Regions from separate parts of the Homo sapiens genome. Here region 2 is linked to region 1. Evidence: read pairs that join two places in POLR2A ChIA-PET (ENCODE). Cell type or tissue: A673. All regions are shown on one strand. Links, peaks and the distances in the headings refer to the core of each region. The heading gives the core; the rest is flanking DNA. Region 1 overlaps RPTOR (regulatory associated protein of MTOR complex 1). Region 2 overlaps PVALEF (parvalbumin like EF-hand containing).

Region 1 (4,393 bases), core at 287-4,286:
GCCAAGGAGCACGGAGAATCTGAAGTTGTCGCAAACAAGCTGGCTGTAAATGGGCTCCTCCAGGGCAAGGCACACCCCAGAGCTACTGGGGGAGGTGGAAGCTTGCTGTGTGTTGTGTGTGTGTTTCCTGTGGTTGATGCTCATAAGCGTTACCTCCGTGGAAGAGGTTTACCTTTTTAGGAAAGAGTTGGTTTTCTGCTTTTGCAAATTTGTACCAACTGTTGATCATCTCAAGGACAGTGGAGAAGGGACAGGCAAGGAGCCTCCCTTTCAGTCTTGGCATTCTTCGAAAATAGAAGGTGGCTTCCTTAAATGATTTCCCGACTTGACTCATCAATGTAGGAATGCCTGTGTTGACACTCTCTTCCCCCTCTCTCTCTCCGTCTCTGTCCCCATCCCTTTTACTTTTTATTATAGGACAGTTTTCAACCATTCTGTGGAACAGTTGAGAGGATGATAAAGTGAACCCTGTATATATTAAATCACCTACATTTTACAATTATTTGCTCTGTTGTTTTGTTTTTGTGGGTATGTTTGCTAAATTACAGACAACATGATGTTTTACCACCCAAATACTTAATCATTTCTTTTTTAAAAAACTGACATTTTTCTTATAACCAAATTATCTTAACTTTTTAATGTCTTTTGAACCCAAATGGCAGAGCCCTTGCAATTAGCCTTGTTCCCGTGGAAGGTGTATTCCATTGCCGGCCAGGCTCATGCATCCAGCAGGCGCCTAAGGGGCTCCTCCGATATCCAGCCAGCTCTGACAATGGGGCCGTAGCCCAGAACAAGGCAGATGGGATTGGCTCATTATGTGGGTTGGCAGAAAGCTCCGATGAGGTGTTCATCTGTATTTCTCTTACCAATGGAATAATTGTTTTTCCTTTTTGCTAGCTTGCTTCTGTAGCACGGAGGGCCACTATGAAATAGCAAACTCTTGCACTTAATTTGTATCTTGTCCTGCTTACCGGCCTAGAAGCTCCTAAATAGAGTAAACTTTTCTGTACATTACAAAGTGCAGCTGTTTAACGTTTGCAAGTTAGGAAAGTCGCTTCTACTTGGTTTTCTTCTAATAATACTAAAAGGCATACTTTTTTTTTAAGGCAAAGGATCTCACTGTCACCCAGGCTAGAGTGCAGTGGCACGATCATAGCTCACTGCAGCCTTAACCTCCTGAGCTCAAACGATCCTCCTGCCTCAGCCTCCCGAGTCCTCTGACCATGCCCAGCTAACTTATTTGTGGAGATGGGGACTCAACTGTGCTGTCCACGCTGGCCTCACACTCGTGTCCTCAAGTGATCCTCCTGCCTTGGGCTCCCAGAGTGCTGGAATTACAGGCATGAGCCAAAAAAAAAAACACATACTTTTAAATTTAGTTACAAATATCGCATGATTTGGCACATTAATTTCATGTGGGGATGTTTAGTTCTTTGGGTTTTTTTTAACCTGCTGGATTAAATGAAATGCTGAGAGTTGAAGAAATTGGCTTATTTTCCTTTTTCTTTTCTTTTTTTGAGATGGAGTTTCACTCTTGTTGCCCAGGCTGGAGTGCAATGGCACGAACTCAGCTCACTGCAACCTCCGCCTTCTGGGTTCAAGCAATTCTCCTGCCTCAGCCTCCCGAGTAGCTGGGATTATAGGCACCCACCACCATGCCCAGCTAATTTTTTGTATTTTTAGTAGAAATGGGGTTTCACCTTGTTGGCCAGGCTGGTCTTGAACTCCTGACCTCAGGTGATCTGCCCACCTCAGCCCCCCAAAGTGCTGGGATTACAGGCATGAGCCACTGTGCCCGGCCTATTTTACTTTTTTTTTTTTTTTGAGACAGAGTTTCGCTCTTTTTGCCAAGGCTGGAGTGCAGTGGCGCAATCTCGGCTCACTGCAACCTCCGCCTCCCGAGTTCAAGTGATTCTCCTGCCTCAGCCTCCTGAGTAGCTGGGATTACAGGTGTCCGCCACCACGCCTGGCTAATGCTGGTTTTTTTTGTTGTTGTTGTTTTGTTTGTTTATTTAGTAGAGACAGAGTTTCTCCATGTTGGTCAGGCTGGTCTCGAACTCCCAACCTCAGGTGATCCACCCGCCTTGGCCTCCCAAAGTGCTATTTTAATTGTGTATTTATTGCCACTCTGAGCTATATTTGAAAATTCCTTTTGTGAAAAAGAATATTTAAAACCAGACACCTCCAGCAGTTTGCTGTATCTCTGTATGACTAGGTTAAAATGCACAAGTCTGTGAAAGCTTCAGTGACACCTTCATCAGTGTAAATTCTAGAGACTTCACGTGCCAGCTAAGGTGAAGTAAGCCACCTACAGCCTCTCTGTCCCGCTCATTACAAAGAAAAGCTCTGGTCAGGATACAGAAAAGCAACTACCAAAGGCTAAAAATGAGCAGGGATATTAGGGACTGGAGTCAAAGTCAGATAAAATATAGTGATGAATCTCTAAATGTAAAACATTTTATTTGGGAAGCAAGATTTACAGTCGAAGGCATACAGGCAGACCAGGTGGTCTTCAGTATATCTTGATGAACAAATAAAAGGTTGGCAGTTTTAAAAAGAGGAGAACTGTTTCGTGTTGCTCTTTGAGAAGGTTCTTCGGCACTAGTGAGGTTTCTGGGGAGCTGGCAGGTTCCCGACTGGTGAGTGGGTGAAATGAGTCCTCGAATCACAGCAGGTTGTGTCGGTTGCCATTAGTGAAAACTGGTTTCAAGTGGCAGCAGGCAGTTTCCGCGGCCAGGCTGGCAGAGAACTACATTGCTGGAGGAATGTTTTGTGGCCCGAGTGCTTTCCCCCGGCCCCTTGACTCTGACTGAGTTGGGTATGACAAGAATGACCCAGTTTGTATGATCAGCTCTCACAGTGACAATGACAGTCATGATGGGGATGTGTTTTGAGGGCCTTTTCCTCTCCTTTGCCGAGGAACTGCACAGGGAATGCTGATGGCGAGACCTCCAGGGAAGCCACTTATGTCTTCACCACTAGAGAAGGGGGGACTCTGCATGTTGGCGAGAGCAGGGGGGTGCCACACTCCAGCACATCGTGTGTTCACCTTCTAACCGGGAAGCTCTCCTTGTTCAGGAGTTTTCATAGAGCGTCTGTCCATGGGGAGAGGAGTGGCTAGGTGGGGTGGGTGGTGGTGTCCCGGAACCAGTCCCCCAGGGATACCCAGGGATGACTGTATATGCCCGGACCAAGTCCTGAAGGTCATAGCAGAGGCCGCTTCTGCACAGTGGGGTGGGAGAGTGAAAGTTAGACTGACGCACTTTTGCGTGACACATGTCTGTATGATTTGGGTTTTTATAGTGACCGCCATTTGCTTTTATTCTAAAATAAATCAGCATGATTCAGTGTTGTGTAAAAGATAAATATGAAAATGCTAAGCTATCTCAACATGGTGGGTTTATACAAATTTTTCACTTTTTTATGGTAAATACATGTGGGTTTTTTTTTAATTAGGAGGAAACAAAGGAATTTTCATTCTCAAAAATGAAAACAGCATTCAATAGTTATTTGTATGATATTTGACAAGGTTACCGAGCTGAACATTAATTTGTTCTTCATTGTTAAAAGAAAACTCTAGGCAAATTGAATACAACAGAGTTTAATTGAGCAAAGAACCATTCTTGAATCAGGCAGCCCCAGAACCAGAGTAGGTTCAGAGTGACACCGGCACTGCCATGTGGCTGGATACCATTCATGGGCAGAAACGAAAGTGACTCCGGAGAATGGAAGAGCCGCAGCAGCTGGATTGGCTACCGCAGGGGGTCTGCCTTGCTTGAGCCCAGTTCGAACAGTTGGCTGCCTGTGGTAGTCTGAGACTCAGCTGCCTGTCACAAGACCAGGCTGTTTATACATCAGGTTGGGTTACAGTTCACCATGTATATGGAACCATTAGGCCAAACATAAAACATGTACGGAGGCAGCCTTTAGGCGAAACTTAATTTAACATCATAAAAATCTTGAAGCCACTTGTTTGCGTACCCAGCCTGGATCCGTCACAATTCTTGCTTCATGCCACACTCATCACTAGTCCATATTTGGCCTCCTTTTAAGCAGTTAATTAACAGGTATTTTTATAGCATAATGGGTTTCCTCAAACCACCACCCAACCAAAACCCAGCCCTTGATGATGACCTGCGCCCACCACGCAGGGCGCCCTTGATGCACACGCACCTGCCGCCCCCGCCCTGTGACCACCGCCCTGAGTGCCGGGCTCATCATCCCTTCCATGCCCTTTCTACATTGCTACTATGCATCTGTGTGTATTCATTAAGACCATTACTTTTCTTTCAGATTTTAAATTTATTAAAGGCTTTAGTGCTGAATGTGATTTTGAGGACTCTTTTAAAAAAATACTTTTGGTTGGAATGTGGACATTTCCCACTTAGCATTG
Region 2 (4,393 bases), core at 103-4,102, 390 kb after region 1:
AAAAACTGCTAGAGCTAATTAATGATATCAGCAAAGTAGCAAGATACAAAGTCAACACCCAAGTATCAGTTGCATTTCTATAAACTACCAATGGATAACCTGAAAAGGATTATCCAATTTGTCCAAAAAAGACAAAAACAATTCCATGTATAGTACCATTGAAAAGAATAAAATACTTAGGAATTAACTTAGCCAAGGAGGTGAAAGACTTGCACAATGAAAACTACAAAACATGGCTGAAAAGAAATTAAAGAAGACATAAATAAATAGAAACACAAAAATAAATAGAATCCTATGTTCATGGATTGAAAGACTTAATAGTGTTAAGATGTCAGTATTTCCCAAAGCGATCTACAGAGTCAACACAATCCCTATCTAAATCCCAGTGACTTTTGCAGAAATAGGAAGCCCATCCTAAAATTCATATAGAATCTCAAGAGACCCAAGATATCCAAAACAATCTTGAAAAAGAAGAACAAAGCTGGAAGACTCCTACTTCCTGTTTTCAAAATTCACTACAAAGCTACAGAAATCAAAATGGTATGGCACCCACAGACAGACAGACATATAAACCAGTGGAATAGAACAGAGATCCCAGAAATAAACCTTCACATAATATGGTCAAACGATTGTTGACAAGGGTGCCAAGACCATTCAATGGGGAAAAAACAGTCTTTCAACAAAGAGTGCTGGGAAAACTAGATGTCCACATGCAAAATAATGAAATTGGGCCCTTACCTAACACCATACATGAAAATAACTCAAAATGGATCAAAGACCTAAATGTAAAACATGAAACTCTTAAAAGAAAACAGAGCAAAAGCTTCATGGCATGGGATTTGACAGAGATTTCTTGGATATGACAGCAAAGGCACAGGCAACAGAAGAAAAAAATGGACAACTTTGATTTCATGATAACTAAAAAAATTTGTGGGTCAAAAGAAAATATCAACAGGCTAAAAACGCAACCCAAAGAATGGCAGAAAATATCTGCAAATCATCTGAAAATAGATGAATAACCAGAAATTTAGAGAGAACATATGAAGAACTCCTAAAACTTAATCACAAATAAACAAAATTCAATTCAAAAATGGGCAAAGGACTTGAATAAATAAGACATTTATCCAAAGAAGATATCAAATGCCTAATAAGCCCATGAGAAGATGCCGACCATCACTAATCATGAGGGAAATGGAAATCAAAGCCACAGTGAGGGCCGGGCACGGTGGCTCATGCCTGTAATCCCAGCGCTTTGGGAGGCCAAACTGGGCGGATCACCTGAGGCCAGGAGTTCAGGACCAGCCTGGCCAACATGGTGAAACCCCGTCTCCACTAAAAATACAAAAATTAGCCGGGCATGGTGGCACATGCCTGTAATCCCAGCTACTCAGGAGGCTGAGGCACGAGAATCATTGAACCCAGAAAGCAGAGGTTGCAGTGAGCCGAGGTCATGCCACTGCGCTCCAGCCTGGGTGACAGAGCAAATCTCCATCTCAAAACAAAAAAAAGGAAACAAAACACAATGAGATGCCACCTCACACCCCTGAGGATGGCTGCTATTAAAAAAAAAAAAAAACCTCCAGAGAATCACAAGTGTTGGTGAGGACGTGGGGCTATCGGCCCCTGTGCGCTGTTGGTGGGAATGGAAAACAGTGCAGCTGCCGTGGAAACTCTACGGCAGCTCCTCAAACACTTAAATCAGAATGACAGTATCATCCAGCAATTCCACTTCTGGTTATCATCCCAAAAGAACTGAAAGCAGGGTCTCAAGGAGACATTTGTACACCCATCTTCATAGCAGCATTATTCACAATTGCCAAAAGGTGGACGAAAAATCCAGGATCCATGAACAGGCAAGTGAATACTCAAAATGTGGTGCAACCATGCAATGGAGTATTAGTCACTTTTTTTTTTTTTTTTTTGAGACAGAGTCTCCTTTTGTCACCCAGGCTGGAGTGCGGTGGCGCGATCTCAGCTCACTGCAACCTCTGCCTCCCAAGTTCCAGCGATTCTGCTGCCTCAGCCTCCCAAGTAGCTGGGACTCCAGTCTCGCACCACCAACGCTGGCTAATTTCCGTATTTTTAGTAGAGACAGGGTTTCACCATGTTGGCCAGGCTGGTCTGAAACTCCTGATCTCAGGTGATCCACTCGCCTCGGCCTCCCAAAGTGCTGGGATTGCAGGCATGAGCCACCGCACCAGGCTTGAAACTCCATCTCAAAAAAAAAAAAAAAAAAAAAAGGCAGCCGGGTACAGTGGCTCACGCCTGTAATCCCAGCACTTTGGGAGGCTGAGGCAGGCAGATCACCTGAGGTCAGGAGTTCAAGACCAGCCTAGTCACCATGGTGAAACTCAGTCTCTACTAAAAATGCAGAAATTAGCCGGGCGTGGCGGCATGCACCTGTAATTCCAGCTACTTGGGAGTTTGAGACAGGAGAACTGCTTGAACCCGGGAGGCGGAGGTTGCAGGGCCGAGATCACACTATTGCACTCCAGCCTGGGTGATAGGGTGATAGAGTAAGACTCCACCTCAATAAAAAAGAAAAAAAAAAGGCAAAGATGGTAAATTTATACTATGTGAATTTTATCATGATAAAAAGCACGCAAGAAAGAAGAAAAGCATTAAGGAAATGGAGGAAAAGGCATCGACCGAGCCTGGACATTCTCCAGCATCAAACGTGTGTTCTGCAGGTGACTTTACCTCCACCGTGTTCATCTACATATTCCAAATGTTCTGTAATAAACCTGATTGCTTCATCTCATCCAAAAGCTATTACAGATAATATTTCAATCACCCTAATTAAAACAATCACATGCCTTTAAAGGCCAAAGTTGGGCAAGAATTTAACTGGCCACTAATTGCTGCTGGGGCCAGGGAGGGCTCAGCCCTTTGGGAAAGTGACCTGGCAGGACCCACCAGTGTCTCCTTCCCTGTCTGAGCCTGGACATCTCCCTGATGTCCGACCTGAGGCTCCAGGTGGCCCTGACCTCTACACCTGGCTGGGACGGGTGTAGACTGGATTCGTCTCCTCATCTCCTGGGGTCTCTTGAAGAAGGAGGATAATGCAGCCTCCCTCAAGAGGCTGCTGAGACCCCTGGGGCCCCGCCAATGGCAGATGACACTGTTATTACATTCATTGTCACCTGTCACATATCATGACCGTCACCTTCATTAGTGAGGACAATACCCTCCCACCTCCAACATGAGCAGAGGCTACCACGGCCTATGTAAGAGGCCCGGGCAGTCCTGTGGCTTCCAGTAGAAAGCCAGGCCCCCCCGACCCCGGCAGACAGCCCCATCCCTGGCTTCCTCACAGGCCTGCGGTGCCCAGCATGACCACCCCACAGGGGCAGGGCTGTTGGCACCACCCTCCCTGGCAGAAGGTAACCGTGCCCCTGGTGTATTCAGAGCCAGCCAGGGATCACCTTGGCCCTCCCTGCTCACCACCAGGGGAGGGTGGTTTGGGAGGAGGACGTGGCTTGGATAAACTTTGTCCCATATGAACTTGGAGCCTCCCCACCCCCACCGGCCTGCAGGCTGTGCTGTGCCCCTTCCACCCGGCCCAAGCCCGCAGGCTGGGCCGCAGCACCCACTCGGCTGCCCCTTCAAACCCCACTCACATGTCTGGCCCTGCAACCTGTTTCCTGCACCAGAGCTGGGGGGGGCAGGGTCCCCAGCCTCAATCTCCCTGCACCACCCCCACCGCCCGCAGCCCCTCCCACTGTGTACAACCCGCTGCACTGGAGGCCCGAGGCGTGGGTTCCAGCACCATGACCTTGGGCAGGTCCCTCAGCCCCTCTGACCTCAGGCTTCCAGCTGCTGTCTGCCCAGCTGGCCTCGGTCACCTGCTCACTGGCTCACTGGTGCCCTCTCTTCCTCCCTAACCCCGCCCCAGGTTTGGGGAGGCCAGGCACTGCTAAGGGTCAGTCTGCCCAGACCAGTGTGGACACACCAAGTGCCTGCGAGCCCCTGGGAGCTGCCCGTGCCAGGCTGGAGTGCCGGGGAGGGGCGAGGACAGCTGCAGCCCCGAGATGTAAACAGGCTTGCAGGTATAAAAGCTGGAGCCCCTGGGCCTCTCCACACCCCAGCCTGACCCACCTTCCAGAACTCTCGAAAGAAGCCAGGCAGAGGTAAGCCCTGCCAAGGAGGGGGGTGTGGGTCTCTGGCCGCTGAGGTTATCCGAGCTGGATGGTGGGAACTTGGAGGCCTTCTCTTCATCCACAGGACAAGGGTGGCCCTGGGAGACCCCAGGGGACCCAGGGGAGGTGGGGAAATGGGGTGGAAACAGAAGGAATGGCCCTCCCTGCCAGCAGCACCACTACAAGCCCCAAGGGGGCCCCCGGATGGAAGACAGCTGCAGGTGCCTGGTCCTGCGGGGAGCACATGTGTGCAC

What was found. Peaks named below come from ENCODE experiments on the same cell type or tissue, not always from the same donor. Only the 100,000 strongest peaks of a DNase experiment are listed, where the experiment ranks them.
Region 2: POLR2A ChIA-PET joins it to region 1 with 5 read pairs; 1 of 35 experiments calls an interaction of 5 or more read pairs at or near these places.

Annotation. Positions count from the first base shown.
Region 1 is chr17:80,782,892-80,787,284 of GRCh38, forward strand. The region is part of intron 6 of RPTOR (regulatory associated protein of MTOR complex 1); the gene reads left to right. Among named protein-coding and RNA genes, the nearest start is that of CHMP6, 210 kb to the right of the region's middle. In A673, for the core only: no CTCF peak of the experiment used is centred there; a DNase peak (open chromatin) is centred at 2,700.
Region 2 is chr17:81,175,023-81,179,415 of GRCh38, forward strand. PVALEF (parvalbumin like EF-hand containing) reads left to right here. Exons shown (of 7, transcript NM_001354639.2): 3 at 3,896-4,130. Among named protein-coding and RNA genes, the nearest start is that of AATK, 11 kb to the left of the region's middle. In A673, for the core only: a CTCF peak has its summit at 1,837; a DNase peak (open chromatin) is centred at 1,829.